Regions from separate parts of the Homo sapiens genome. Here region 1 is linked to region 2. Evidence: read pairs that join two places in POLR2A ChIA-PET (ENCODE). Cell type or tissue: GM12878. All regions are shown on one strand.

Evidence for each region. ChIA-PET counts read pairs that join two places held together with the same protein. Peaks named below come from ENCODE experiments on the same cell type or tissue, not always from the same donor. Only the 100,000 strongest peaks of a DNase experiment are listed, where the experiment ranks them.
Region 1: POLR2A ChIA-PET joins it to region 2 with 6 read pairs; 1 of 35 experiments calls an interaction of 5 or more read pairs at or near these places.

The regions. Positions count from the first base shown.
Region 1 is chr20:32,037,603-32,045,602 of GRCh38, reverse strand. No RefSeq gene overlaps it. Among named protein-coding and RNA genes, the nearest start is that of HCK, 11 kb to the left of the region's middle. RefSeq lists a silencer at 4,913-5,092 and an enhancer at 7,436-7,505. In GM12878, no CTCF peak of the experiment used is centred here; no DNase peak of the experiment used is centred here; H3K4me3 peaks cover 648 bases; H3K27ac peaks cover 584 bases.
Region 2 is chr20:32,329,662-32,337,661 of GRCh38, reverse strand. KIF3B (kinesin family member 3B) reads right to left here. Exons shown (of 9, transcript NM_004798.4): 8 at 7,343-7,521; 9 at 2,651-6,439. The coding sequence ends at 6,343. Among named protein-coding and RNA genes, the nearest start is that of ASXL1, 25 kb to the left of the region's middle. RefSeq lists an enhancer at 3,326-3,385. In GM12878, a CTCF peak has its summit at 575 (motif pointing left); DNase peaks (open chromatin) are centred at 3,994 and 4,361; H3K27ac peaks cover 3,536 bases.

The sequences.
Region 1 (8,000 bases), 290 kb after region 2:
ATCCAAGGGCAAGATGATGGGAGCTTGGGTCAGAGTGGTAGCAGCTGACGACTAAAGGAGCTCAGAGAGAGAAAACATCAGAATGCCTAAAAGAATTCATAGTATGTACAGGAGAATCATCGCAGCACTTCTTTTACTAGGAAAAGACAGAAAATAACCTAAATGCCCATGATTTGGGACGTGGGAAAATAAATCTTAATAAAATAATTGAATACTAAGCAGTTGTCAAAAATAATAAGGATATATAACAACCAACTGTACCTGGGCACGGTGGTGAAACCCTGTCTTTACTAAAAGTACAAAAATTAGCTGGGTGTGGTGGCGGGCGCCTGTAATCCCAGCTACTCAGGAGGCTGAGGCAGGAGAATCACTTGAACCCGGGAGGTGGAGGTTGCAGTGAGCCGAGATTGCGCCATTGCACTCCAGCCTGGGCCACAAGAGCGAAACACTGTATTTAAAAAAAAATGTATCTCTATACACTAGTAATAAACAATCTGAACATGAAATTAAGAAAACAATTTTATTTATAATATCACCAGAAGAATAAAATACTTAGGAATAAATTTAACAAAAGTAGTACAATATACTCTGAAAGCAAGAAAACATCCTTGAAAGAAACTTAAGACCTAAATAAAATCATCCCATGGGTTGAGAGAGACATCTCATGTTCATGGATTGGAAAACTTAATAGTGTTGATGATAGTACTCCCCAAACTGATCAATACTATCCCTATCAAAACCCCAGTTGCCTTTTTTTTGGGGGGGGGTGGCAGGAATAAACAAGTTGGTCCTAAAATTCATATGGAAATGCAAGGGACCTAGAACAGCCAAAATAATCTTGAAAAGAACAACAAAGTTGCAGAACTAACACTTCCTGATTTCCAAAACTTACTACAAAGTTACAGTAATCAAGACAGTGTGGTATTGGCATAAGAATAGAAATATAGGTCAATGGGACAGAATTGAGAGTTGAGAAATGAACCCTCACATTTAAGGCCAATTGATTTTCAAAAAGAGTGCCAAAACAATTCAATAATGGAAGAAAACAGTATTTTCAACAAATGGTGCTAGAACAACTCAATATTCACGTGCAAAAGAATGAAGTTGGATCCCAAAATGGATCGTAGATCTAAGTGTATGAACAAAAACTATAAAACTCTTTGTGTGTGTGTGTGTGTGTGTGTGTGTGTGTGTGTGTGTGATGGGGTTTCACTTTGTCACCCAGTTGGAGTGCAGTGGCGCGATCTTGGCCACTACAACCTCCACTTCCCAGGCTCAAGTGATCCTCCCACCTCAGCCTCCTGAGCAGTTGGGATCACAGGCGCACACCACCACTCCGGCTAATTTTTTGTATTTTTGGTAGAGAAGGGGTTTCGCTATGTTACCCATGCTGTAAAACTCTTAGAAGAAAACACAGAAGTAAATTTTCATGACCTTGGGCTAGGCAAATTCTTCTTAGATGTGATACAAGTGACAAAAGGAAAAAATAGATAAATTGGACTTCACTGAAATTGAAAACTTGTGCTGCAAGTGATACTATCCTGAAAATGTAAAGACAACCCACAGAATGGGAGGAAATATTTGCAAATCACAGATCTGAAAAGGGACTGGGGTCCTGAATATATACATAGGATGGCTCAATAATTTAAAAATCCACAACTTAAAAGTGGGCAAGAGATCTGAATAGATAGTTCTCCAAAGAAGCTATACAAATGGCCAATAAGCACATGGAAAGGTGCTTAATATCATTAGTTATTAGAGAAATGCAAATCAATTCCACAATGAGATTCCACTTCACATCCATTAGAACTGCTATAATTTAAAAAGACAGATAATAACAATTGTTGCTGAGAATATGGAGAGATTCCACCTCATACAATGATGGTGGAAATGTAAAAGGAGCAGCTGCTTTGGGAAACAGTCTGGCAGTTCATCAAAAAGTTACACATAGAATTACCTTATGACCCAGCAATCCCACGCCCAGGTATATACCCAAGAAATCTGAAAATATATGTCTACACAAAGATCTGTACATAAAATCTTCATACCAGCATTATTCATAACAGCCAAACAGTGGAAACAACTTCAATGTCCCTCAATGGATAAATGTGGCATATCCACCCAATGAAATATTATTTGGCAATAAAGAGGTATGAAGTACTGATACAGGCTATGATATGGACGGACCTTGAAAACATTATGCTAAATGAAAACAGCTGATCATAAAATACCACATATTATAAAATTCAATTTATATGAAAGGTCCAGAACAGGCAAATCTATAGAAACAGAAAAGAGGTTGGGCACAGTGGCATATGCCTGTAGTCCCAGCCACTCTGGAGGCTGAGGTAGGAGGATCACTTGAACCCAGGAGTTCAAGACCAGCTTGGGCATCATGCTGAGACCTCCATCTCTACTTAAAAGAAAAAGAAAGGAGATTATTGGTTGCATTGGGCTGGGAGCTGAGGAGAAATAAGAAGTGACTGCTAATAGGTACAGGGTGGTTTTGGTGGGTGGGTAATGAAAATGTTCTAAAATTGATTGTGGTGACAGTTGCACAACATTTGAACATACTAAAAACCATTGCATTGTAAAAGTTAAACAGGTGAATTGTATAGTACGTAAATTTATAATTCAATAAAAATGCTTTTTACAAAAGAAGGAGGAAGCCCCTTATGTACTAATAGAGAACAATGCAAAAATATAGCTGTAAATAGGGAAGAAATTGAGGCGTCCAACAGCTTCTATTGTATTTCACTATTTGTGCAGAATAATAGAACAAACACACTAGCATATGGCTGGGCCAAGTGAAGAAGGGCACACATAGCAAACAGCCCCAGTGGTTTCTTCCAGGGAGGGGAACTGCATAGTATCTTTTGTACTCTTGAATGTTGAACTATTTAAATGTATTAGCTATACAAAATCAAGTAAAGTCAACTGAAAATACAATCAGAGACTTCATGGATGAGATAGAATTGATGCTGGCTGGGATTTTTAGAGGATGAAAAGTCAAGAAAGGTGTTCTGAGTGTGCACTTGACTCTGGGGCCAGGGGTGGAAGAGCGTGGGAGCAAAGGCACAGAGGCTGGACTGACCGCCTCTCGCTAGCTGTGACTTTGGGCAGGTTCTCTCTGCCCGTTTCCTCCCCTGCATAGTAGAATAAGAGTACCTCCTGCACCAGGTGGTTGCCCTCACTTACATTATCTCATTTTCTGTCTTATAAATAGGGATGACTATAAAAGGGTTGCTCAGACAGGTAAAGGCAATTGCCCAAGGTCACACAGCCAATAAGTGCCAGAGCTGGGATTTGAAGAACCCACATGGACATGCCTCCAGTGTGCCTCTGACAGCTGTGTTTGTAACCGTTACACAAAATGCAGTAATCGTGCCCAGGAAGTTGAGGAGTATAGAGAGAGATGCAGAATGCAGAAAGGGACCCAGGGCTCTGTCCTGGAAGGAGGGCAGGAGCTAGAACACAATGTAAGCTTCGCTTTACAGTGGGTCAGAGGTTGGCTCTTTCAAAAATGTATTTTCCTATTTCCAGAGGGCATTTGCATTTCATATTTCAAATTCTTTGGGATCACTGTTGATTGTTCTATATTCAAAACATGTTGAAGGATGGGAAAGAGAGCCACAATCATTATTTCAGAGCTCAACCATTTCCCCTTTTATTTGTAAAGTAGCCAGCGTTTATTTCATAGCTACACCCTCCCAGGCAGGAGCTCACTGCTCCCCACCTTTCCCAAAAAGGTCAAATGAAAATCAGAGGAGACTAACCCTTGAGAAACGCCCAACAGCCCCTAGGGGGTCCCTGACCCCCTTAGAAAGCTCCTCCCTCCTCCAGTCTTCTTTAACTCCCACTCGGCCTTATTTTTCTCCAGAGAATTTGTCGCCACCAGGCACTATGTTACATATTTGTATGTTCACCTGTTGATTCTCTGTCTCCTCTACTATATTGCAAATTCCGTGCAGATACTATTCACATGCCCATTTTACAGAGGAAGAAACTGAAGCTCAGAGTTTAGGAACAGCCAGTGAGTGATAGTGACAGTGCTGGCATCTAAACCCTTCGTTCTTTGATTAATTCCATTAATACGATTAAGGGCCTACCATGTGCATTTCTGCCAAGGTCTGGGAGCACAAAAATGGATGAGAGCGTTTTGGCCCTCAAGCAACTTTCAATCCAATTATGGAGACAATCATTTAACCAATAACTTAGATACAGAGTGGAAAATGCTGCTAGAGAGAGAGAGAGAGATAGGCCCATGATATTGTAGGACCAAGTAGGAAGGACACTGAGTGCAGCAAGGACTTCTTGAAAAAGGTGATATGGGCCAGGCACAGTGGCTCATGCCTGTAATCCCAGCACTTTGGGAGGCCGAAGTGGGTGGATCACCTGACATCAGGAGTTAGAGACTAGCCTGGACAACATGGCGAAATCCTGTCTCTACTAAAAATTAGCCAGGCGTGATGGCGGGCACCTGTAATCCCAGTTACTCGGGAAGCTGAGGCAGGAGAATTGCTTGAATCCTGCAGGCAGAGGTTGCAGTGAGCTGAGATCGCGCCACTGCACTCCAGACTGGGCAATGGAGTGAGACCTGCCTTAAAAAAAAAAAAAAGTGACATGAGTTGAGGCTTAATGGATGCCAGAGGAAGATCAGGGCAAAGGGTGTTCCAGACAGAAGGGACAACCTGACAAAGGCTTGAGAGGGAAACAGTCTGACCTGTTTGAGGAACTGCAAACATTTCCATGTTGTTGGTGCCTGAAGCCCCAGGCAGATACCATATTTGGAAGAGGAGGCTGGAAGTGGCGGCAGCAGCTGATAGGCACTGGGGCCAGCTCATGTAGGACTCGGGCAAGACTGTACAAGGCTGGCCTATGGATGCCTTCCAAGCTTACCTACCCCAAGTACCATCCTAGAGGCAGCAGACCTCCTGCTCAGGGGCGGGGTGAGACTGGGTGGGGACGGGGGTGGGGCGGGGGCAGTGCTGGGGGAGTCCATGAAATTGTTTTTCTGCCCCCAGCTGCATGGCCACCCCCAGCTGACGGGTCCCCCCAGGGGGGTTGGGGGACTGTTCAGTTTCACAACACCCCCTTCTCTTCCCCCAGTGTCTCTGGAGGCTAAGAAAAGAGGAAGCGCTTTGTGGACTTCCTCCTGGGTCCGGTGCACCCAAGCCCAGGCTGGTCTTCTCCCAGGGGCAGGGCTGGACCTGCCCACTGTATTCTGCAGAAAAAAAGGGCCTGGGCGTGGCCCTGCCCCTCATTCAGTGGTGGACATGCTCAAGCAGGGTGCGCCCAGGCCTGGGACTAGGAGAGTAGGTTGGAGTCCCAGCTCTTCTAACTTGCTGTGTGTGTCTGACAAACTCTTCTCTGAGCCTGAATCTCAAAGAGGAAGACACATCCTTACTCAGCAATTTGAAACTGGGGTGATGTGCATGAATTAACATGGAGAGATCCCCAAGACATTCTTTCAGAATCGCAGAGTACATTCCTTTTTAAAATAATAACATGGTTTTGTGTTTACCTCTACATGTATGTAAATGCGTAGATAAAAGTCTGGAAGCTAAACAGCCAACAAGAAGCAGAGGTTGTCACTGAAGAGGAAAGGAACATTGGAATTGGTGGTGGGGAAGTGTTTTTCTATGTTTTTTTTTTTCTTTCTTTCTTTTTACTTTAAATTCTGGGATACATTTGCAGAACGTGCAGGTTTGTTGCATAGGTATACATGTGCCGTGGTGGTTTGCTGCACCCATCAACCTGTCATCTAGGTTTTAAGCCCCACATGCATTAGGTATTTGTCCTAATGCTCTCCCTCCCCTTTCCCCCCATCCCCCAACAGGCCCTGGTGTGTGATGTTTCTCTCGCTGTTTTTTTCTTTCTTAACTAGAATGCATTGTTTTTATTTATGGAACTAAAATAATGATAATAAATGAGGGAATTGGAATATATGGTTATCAAGTGTTGCTCCTTCTGAACATTTTATTATGAAAATGTCCAAATACACAGCAAAATTTAAAGACTTTGGCGACAAAATACCTACTCTCACCACTTACATTCTACCATTGACATTTTACTTGCTTTAACCATGTTTGTTCATCTATCTGTCTATCAATTCATCTTTTAAGATGCATTTTAAAGAAATTACCTCAACACACATATTATTAACTGGAGTTCAATTTCAATATTTGTTTACAGTAATTTTCTTTTAATGTAAATTTACAGGCAAAGGGCAAAAGATTACGTGTTCATTTGCTGAGTTTTTACAAATGCATATATATTTATGTAACTTAAACCCCATTAGGAGATACATTTTTATCACTCTAGAAAGTTCCCTCTTGTCCTACTATATATATATATATATACACACACACATTTTTGTTTTTGAGAGCAGGTCTCGCTATGCTGCCCAGGCTGGCCTTGAACTCCTGATTTCAGGTGATCCTCCCACCCCAGCCTCCCAAGTAGCTGGGACTACAGGCCTCTATGGTGTATTTTAATTGCTGACATCCTATGGGTCAACACTAAGCACAGAGCCAGGTATATAGTAAATGCTCAATAATGTTGGTTGAAGTAAGGAATGAGTCTAGGAATGAATGTGCAGGTGGCTTGCTCCCCTAAGGGCAGGACCATGTCTTCTTCTTTTGCAATCACCATGGAATTGATACACATCAAATGCTTAATAAAGGCTTATTGATTGTGCCTGGGCAGGGTGGCTCACACCTGTAATCCTAGCACTTTGGGAGTCTGAGGTGGGAGGATTGCTTGAGCCCAGGAGTTTGAGACCGACCTACACAACAAAGTGAGACCCCATCTGTACAAAAATAATAATAATAATTTAAAAATTAGCCAAGCATGGTGATGCATGCCTATTGTCCCATCTACATGGGTGGCTAAGGCAGGAGGATTGCTTGAGCCCAGGAGGTCGAGGTAACAGTGAGTTGTGTTCACCCCATTGCACTCCAGCCTGGATGACAGCACGAGATGGTCTCAAAAACAAAAACAAAACAACAACAATGACAAAAAAACAAAACAACAACAAACAAAAACAAAAACAAACCTTTGGTGATTGTATTAGTTATATACTGCCGTGTAACAGATTACCCAAAATTTAGCAACTTAAAACTGTGTAATTATACAGAAGAAGCAGGATTGAGATTTAAAAAATTGTAACTATTAAAAAAAATAAAGACAGGGTCTCACTATGTCGCCCAGGCTGGTCGGGAACTCCTGGCCTCAGGCAATCCTCCCACCTTAGCCTCGCAAACTGCTGGGATTACAAGTGTGAGCCACTGCACCTGGCCAACATTTATTATCTCACACAGTTTCTGTAGGTCAGAAATGTGGAACTAACTTAGCTTAGTGGTTTTGGCTTGGGATCTCTTATGAGGCTGCAGTCAACGCCTGATGAGAAGTCATCTGAAGGCTGGACTGGGGCTGGGGGATCTGTTTCCAAGATAGTTCACTCATATGATTGTTGGCAGGAGGCTCTGTGCTTGGTGCTGTGCTGAGCTCCAGGGAATGTAGGAATGAGTCAGAACCAGCCTCCCTTTCCAAGATTCTGTGTGTGTGTGTGTGTGTGCGTGTGTGTGTGTGTGTGCATGTGTGTGTGTGTGTGTAAGCGTGAGTGTTGAGAGTAGGCGTGGGGTTGGAGGGGTCAGACAGATATGGAAACAGATAGTGTCTATAGAGTTCAGTAAATACCACAATACTGGAATAGTGGTTTTTGAAAAAATTGCTCTGCTGTAATTCATATTCATGACATAACATTTAGGACACATCATGCAGAGAAAGTCTCCTTCCCTCTTTATTCTATAGCCACACACTCCTCCAGCTCAGAAGCACAACTATAACTTGTTTTGTGTACCTTCCAGAACTATTCTATACTTAAAAGACATTTCCCGCCTCCTTAAACAAAAATACAGCACTATTCAAAGTGCATTGTTCTGTACTTTGCTTTTTTTTTTTTTTTTCACTTACTCTATCTTGGAAATAATTCTGTA
Region 2 (8,000 bases):
GGAGTGCAATGGAGCGATCTCGGCTCACCACAACCTCTGCCTCCTGAGTTCAAGCGATTCTCCTCCCTCAGCCTCCTGAGTAGCTGGGATTACAGGGATGTTCCACCACGCCTGGCTAATTTTGTATTTTCAGTAGAGACGGGGATTCTCCATGTTGGTCAGGCTGGTCTCAAACTCCTGACCTCAGGTGATCTGCCCACCTCAGCCTCCCAAAGTGCTGGGATTACAGGCGTGAGCCACCGTGCCCAGCAAATTCTGTCATTTTCAAGAACACACTCACAGTTCTTCAAATCCTACTTTGAATTCTTGCTTTCTGGGTAATGGATTCTGAACTATTCTAAACTAGTAATTACTGAGGCTAAGCCAAGCTGTTTCTTAACTCTTTTTGGAAGGGTGGGGAGTAAACAGACATTACACATAGTTTGAAAGCGTCTTATGAAGAAACACAATTATGAAACGTTTGCCCGAGTCGCACAGGCCACTGTCCCCTTTGTGCTCTTTACATTTTTTGTTGCTATCTTTAAAGTCCTAGACTGTAATCTTTTCTACAGTTCTCCATGCTACCCTCTAGTGAGGGTAAAAAGGGACTGCAGATACCTTCTTGTGAAATTTGAGTTTGTTCTGCAAAACCCTCGCAAACACTGTTCCCCCATCCCTTCACAAATGCCCTTCCCTCCTCCTTGCCCAGCTAACTCCTGTCCTCTAGATCTCACTGTAACTGTCATTTCTTCAAAGAGCCCTTTCCTACTTTACCCACCCCATCTAAATTAGGTCTCCACTCTCCTTTTATAATATTCTATTATATTGGCCACACAGGGTGGCTCACACATATAATTCCAGCACTTTGGGAAGCTGAGGCAGGAGCATCACTTGAGCCCATAAGTTCAAGACCATCCTGGGCAAAATGACAAAATCCTATCTCTATAAAAAATTTTAAAAAATTAGTCAGCCATGGTGGTTCGCACCTTGGTCCGTTACTTGGGGGACTGAGGCAGGAGGATCGTTTGAGCCCAGGAGGTCGAGGCTACAGTGAGCTATGATCACGCCACTCACTGTACTTCAGCCTGGGTGACAGAGCGAGAGCTCGTCTCAAAACAAAAATAAAAACAAAAACCTATTATAACTTCATGACATTTGACACAATTCATAATCATATATTTGTGTGCATTTGGTTAATTTAACATTTACCCATCCTCCATCCCCATTAAAGTGCAAGTTCCATGTAGGCAGGTTCCTGGTGTTACGTCTATATATCTAGTGCCTAGAACAGCTTGACACATAGTAGGTACTCAATACACATTACTAAACAGTTAACAGCTTTTCTTTAGGATTTTCTAAAGATGGTATGTCCAATACTGACTTCTAGTTTCTCGGGACACAAAGTGTTCATGGTGTCTTCTAAACACAGTGCCTTATCACAGCAATAACCACATTTTTTTCACGTTTGCTCTATCCCATACTGTACTTGCTGCTTTAAATGTATCGCTGATCCTCAAAATGGCCCTTCAAAGTGGGGATAATCACTCCACTTTACAGACAAAGGCCCCAAAGTTCAGAGAGGTCAATTAAATTCCTCCTAGTCATATGGCTAGTAAGTGGTGGCAATACTAGAATTCAAACCCAGCTTGGAATCCAGGGTCTGTGCTCCTTCCACCCAGTCCCACTTCTCAACTAAGGGGCACAACCCCCCAGGGTCACTCCAGCAGGCCTACGAGCATGGAAATCCAAAAGACAATGTGTGGCCCATTTTTTGTATCTTCTTTTCCTGATGGTAAACAACATAAAATACTTTAGTGTTAAAAAAGGCACAGATCAGCCTGGGCAACATAGAGAGACCCCATTTCTACAAAAAATAAAAAATTAGCCAGGTATAGTGGTGCACACCTGTAGTCTTGGCTGAGGTGGGAAGATCACTAGCCTGTGAGGCTGAGGCTGCAGAGAACCGTGATCACGCCACTGCATTCCAGCCTGGGCAACAGAATGATGCCCTGTCTCAAAAAAAAAAAAAGGCACATATATTTTAAAGTATGATGTATAATAGTAAATTTAAAAGAATTTTTAAAACAAAACACAAAAGTTAAAAGAAATTTCATGCCGTTGCCCAGGCCAGTCTCAGGAACCTCCACGGAAAAACATGAAAAACACTTATTTGTCACTCTATCATTCTTCATTTTGTGTCCTTTTCCTTGTTGCTACATTATTTATTTATTTTTATTTACTTATTTATTTTTGAGGCGGAGTCTCGCTCCGTTGCCCAGGCTGAAGTGCAGTTGTGCAATCTTGGCCTACTGCAATCTCGGCCTCAAGCGATTCTCCTGCCTCAGTCTCCCGAGTAGCTGGGATGACAGGTGCGCACCACCACGCCCGACTCAATTTTGTATTTTTAGTACAGACAGGGTTTCACCATGTTGGCCAGGCTCGTCTCCAACTCCTGACCTGAAGTGATCCACCCGGCTCAGCCTCCCAAAGTGCTGGGATTACAGGCATGAGCCACTGCACCCTGCCCCTTGTTGCTATATTAAATAATGCCAGCATCCCAACTCAATCTTCATTTTCCCACTCCCACCCAGTTAAAATGTTTATTGAAAATGGCAGTGTGTCAGCCACAGGCATGTCATTTTCAAAAGCCTTAGTCATTTATGAGGACACCTTTTTGTAGGTACAATAAATCTGATTGATTTTTATTACACATCTTAGTTTAGAATCACTTTTACATTCCTAGACAAAGAGATGATACAAATAAATATCAATTGTAAAACTTAGAGCCCCAAGTATTGATTGGCGTATTCTTTGTCTAAAGGTAGCCAAAGAGAAGGTCAAGATCAGTAATAACTTCAAGGAGCCATGAAGCCCACTGCCTCCTGCCTGCCCCAGGATCACTCCTTTCATAAATAACCCCAGAAGCATTTCATTCAGGAAACAAGGGCAGGCAGAAAGGTGACAGATTTCTGAACAGTACAAAACAAAGCCTTGCGTGATAGACAATCACCAGGCCCACTATTCTTAGCCAGTTCCCTCAGAGCATTTTTAGTATGGCTTTTAGAGTATATTAACAGCCCCATTTTCGTCCACTGATGGGGTTCAGATGGTCTGAGGTGTTGTCTCCAGTACGCCTCAACCTCAAGTGGGAAATGTGAGGCAGAACTGATATCCATGTTAACAGGGAATCGACACTTCTCAGAAACTTGGCAACGATTCTACATTCAGTGAGGGAGGACTTGTCAGAGTCAGACAGGAAAAGCAGAGAGCGGCCCACGCCCCAGTTGCAGCACTCTGGCGCCCTTGGTCATGGAGGTGTGGGTGGAGCAATTCAAGCAGCATGCAGGCATTGGACGGGAAATAATCCAGCGTTAGGTCAGTCTTAAGAAAGTGCTTCATGCCTATGATTTGTGGCCTTGGGTTCTGAATCCAGGGGTCTGAGAGACATGTGACTTGAAAATATGAAGCCAGATACATTCTCCAGATCAGAGTAAAAGGGGGTCTATTGGGGGTTGCATACACAGTCTCAAACTCCTTCTCCTGATGGTCATCTTAGATCCTGTTAGACTTGCTTTCTGGCTTTGCTAGCTGCTGCCGGCATGAAGGCCCTCAGACGGCTCAGAACATTCTAGGTATGACTAGAGACATGAAAACCTAGTCCCTCAGTGGGCTTGGTAGGTCCTCTACATATTTGGCTCAATGCAGAACCCAAAACAGCAGCTTTCTGGTGACAGCACGACATTCTACAATCTGCTCTATTCAAATATTTATCGGATCCATTTTGAGAGAAGAAAAGCACCAGAGACTGCTTGGAAAGGGACAGCTTCATTTCCAAATGAGTCTTCTTTTCTTTCCACAGACCACCACATGAACACAGCTGAGTACAAGGCATGCCTGTCAACTTGTCTGTCTTCTCTTAGAAAAGTTCTATGTGTCACTTAACCACCCTTGGTCAGAAGAGTCACCTCGAGATACCAGTATTAATGTATAGGGTTATCTGCAGTTTTCTTTTTCTTTCTTTCTGTTTTTTTTTTTTTTTTTTTTTTTTTTGAGGGGGAGTCTCACTCTGTCACCCAGGCTGGAATGCAGTAGTGTTATCTCGACTCACTGCAACCTCCGCCTCCCAGGTTCAAGTGATTCTCGTGCCTCAGCCTCCCGAGTAGCTAGGACTAGAGGCATGCACCACCACACCAGGCAAATTTTTGTATTTTTAGTACAGATGGGGTTTCACCATGTTGGCCAGGCTGGTCTTGAAGTCCTAACCTCAGGTGGTCCACCCACCTCGGCCTCCCAAAGTGCTAGGATTACAGGCATGAGTCACCATACCCGGCCGGTTATCTGCAGTTTTCAATTCTCAGATTTGCTACATGAATATTTTTAGCCTACAGAATTCAGATTAGCTTTGAGGAAATGTGGTGTGAGAGACACGTGTAACCAGCAGAAAATCAGCTTAGGCTACCCACCTTAGCGTTTTGTTCTTATTCAAACAGGCAAATTCTTAGTAAATAAGAAAGAAGTAAAGTTTGATCTCAAGAAAATATGAGGGAAGGCTGAAAAGGGCCCTGGGTTCAGAAAGAAGGGTTACTAAAAAGGAGATAAGCCGCTGGACAACAGATCTCCATTTTGCAGAATGCTAAGACATTGCACTTAGTACCTCCTGTTTCCCATGGGTTCTGATCCAGAAATGTGCCCTGGGAACTGAGCAGCTGAGTTAAAATATAACTCAAGGCCCACCTGAGTCGCCACCTTCCTGAGGCACCGTGCCAGCAAGGTGCACCAGTGTGGCAGACCTGGAGACTCACTGTCCCCTCAGGCTTGGCTCATGGACTCAGACACCCACATGGGAATGCTTCCAGCCTGGATTAGTCATTCAATGGGCCTTCAATACAGACAAAAGGCAACAACTGCACATTAGTGTATTTCTAAAATTGGGCAAGTTCTTGGTCTCTGTCTCTCTTACAGACACATATGGACACATTCACAGAACACAGGCACCATCGTGCTCTCACACCCACACACACTTATGAGCTTCTCTTGAGGGAAAATGAGTAATATTCACCTAATGACCAACATAAAATGAAGCTCTGAATCTCAATAATACAAGGAACTAAAACTTACAAACCAAACTAGTAATATGTAAATGGGAATTCTGAACTCTCCTTTGAGCCTATTCAATCACACAGCTATTCTTCACCAGCATCTTAGGCTCTGCCTGGAGGGAGCCACAGTTCTAGGATTCGGTGAATTCTCTGCTGAAGGCAGGCAGGATTCCTTTGCTTCCATCTGTTATGTCTTCCCTGCCCACTGCACTGAGTCTCATGTCTCCATCTCTGCATCTGCCTAGCTACTCTTCTGCTCTCTATACCAATATGGAACAAAACGGGGAATTCAGAAGTGCCACAATACAGCTCCTTCCCTCAACTCCAGTCCCATCAGAGAAGGCAGAGACAGCCTCCTTTCTTCCACAAAACAGGCCCACTGCAGAGCATGCTCTGGATGCAGAGGATGGGCCCACACAAGGATGTTCAGAGTATGCGTGCATGGGAAAAGATGGTGACAAATGAAGAGTAAAGTGACATGGTGTATGGACATGGCACCAGCTTACAGACTTAGGTCTTTGACAGGATGGTCATGGTTTTGAGGTTTTAAAGAAGCTATTTCCCTAAACACTCAGAGAAGGCAAAGGGAATGTTATTTCTATTGCTCCCAACATTGAATCATTCAGAAGCAGAAATTGGAAGAGATTTCCTCACTGAGCAGGTCCCAAAGGCAGATCCACTTCTTACTGAGGTGCATGGAAGCAAGACTGCTGATGGTGCCCACCTGGGGCCTGGATCCAAATGCGATTTCTCATTTCTCCCTACAAGAACAGGCACCTATTCAAGTTCTAGGGTTTTCACTTTTCAACCTCACTGTCATTTTATCCCGAGGCTCCAAAGATGTGGTCCTGCTAAGGTGACTCCTGATTCTGCCCTATTGTTCAACAAGAAGGGAGCCCCATGTAAAGAACAGGCTAGAAAAGGAGAGAGGAGAGAAAGGGAGCACAGGGGAAGGGGGAGAAGAAGGCAAGGGGGAAGGAAGCAAGGTCACTGGTCATTCTCTTGCTTTCCACTTGAACTATCGCACTTTACCTTACCCATGCATTTCTGAGATGCTAATTAAAAGATGTTTCCCAGAGGGGCTGAGTGCCAGATTAGGAACAGCACGTTCAACCAGATTAAGTTGGTTGATCTGCAAAGAGGCCACCGCTTCTCCTCAGGGGAACAGTTCTGAGTTTGGGCCGAATCCTCTCTGCAGCTTTTTGCTAGTCTCTTCTCTCAGAAGGCAAATGCTGTTTCCGCCCTGGGAGAGGAGAAGCTGGCTTTACTTTGGAACCAGCCCCCGAGACTGTGGATAAAGCTGAGATGCAGGGGTTCCTGAGGAAGAGGAGGAGGATCCCGACTTCCTTCCACTTTTAGGCCTGCAAAAGTCAAACACATGTTTATATTACATGTCCCCATCTCTGTCCCTGACACATCAGATGTCATTAACATTTCATTTCAGGCCATTCTTCAATGGCCTGAAAACGACAAGTTCAACTGTAAAACCACTACACTGGCACAGCCTGAACCTTTGGGGATGGTGAAAATGGCCTCAGAACAGAGGTGTGGAACCTGAGAGAAGGAGACTCTGATGCTTAGCAATTGTTCTTCTTTAAAACCAAAGCTTGACTGTACTGTCCTTCCCTGATTGATAAAAAAATATTAAGTTTGCAGGTAGAATTTCTTCCATTTTGGTTTTCCACCCAATTGTTTTCCTACAACTTTTAATCCAGGATGTAATAAGACAGAATTACTAGTTTTGCACCACATGGGTGAGGTAAACTTAGCATGGAGGCCCAGAGACTGGGTTGTGGATCTGGATTGACCTATTTTTGAATTCTTGCTTTGGCCCTTACTTGCTGGGTTTCCTTAGAGATGGCTACTTTCTCAAATTCTCTAAGTTTCAGTTTTCTTGTCTATAAAATGGGACTGATTATAATATTTGCCTTCTAAGTTTTTACAGGAAATCATTAAGAGAATGTTTGTAAAGCACTTAGAACTACCGGACACCTCATGAGAACAGAAGAACTGACTGCTATTTCACTAGAACACATTCACCTTATAGTAAGGGACTGGGGACATTAGGTATTCTGGTATTCGGTATACCCAGCATAGTGTCTCAACCATAAATATTTGTAGAATAAATAAGTAAACATAGGAGTAATATGGCAATATTTTCTAGTGTGTTCTGCAAAGTATTCCATGATAAACAAGCATTCTTGCTTTGGTTTGTCCTTGTTCAAACATGTTCTGTTTAAACACACGTCATCAAAGCCACTCACCTGGCCTTGGATTTCTTATTTGCAGTGCTTTCAAATGATGATGCATCCACCTGTATCTCATCTTCATCCTGCAGAGCCGCATCCAATGCAGCCTGGACCTTGGGGGCAATGGCTGGACCCTCATAGTCTCTGGTGGTCCGGCTGGGCATGTCCAGCTCTAACAGCACAATGTTTTCTGCCTGCAGAAGCACAGCCATCACCAGCTAGGTTAGCCTCCAACTGGACACAGGCAGTACAAGCAATCGAGGGCCCCTCCAAGAATAGAAGTGCAAATTGCTTGTTATTCAGGGCCTATCAAGAAAGAGCCTGCCTGAAAGAAGTGATGCCGTTTTACAACACCTAACTCCACCTAATTTTTTGCTTTTGCTTTCTTTCTTTTAAATAACTCAAAGCCAGGAAGAATGGCACCCAAAGAGCTAACTAACCGTAATCTTCTGTTTGGCTCTGGCTGCCAAGAGAGACTCAGAAACATCTAAAAATATTTCAAGTGAAAATCTTTCACTATAAAAATAATACAAGTTCCCTATTGATAGTTATAAAATACAGATGAGCAAAAAGAAAAAAAACATTGAGTGTGCTTCCACCAACCAGAGAAAAACAGTTTACATTTCAATATATTTTACATCAAATTTTATATCATATATATACTTCTGGTGTA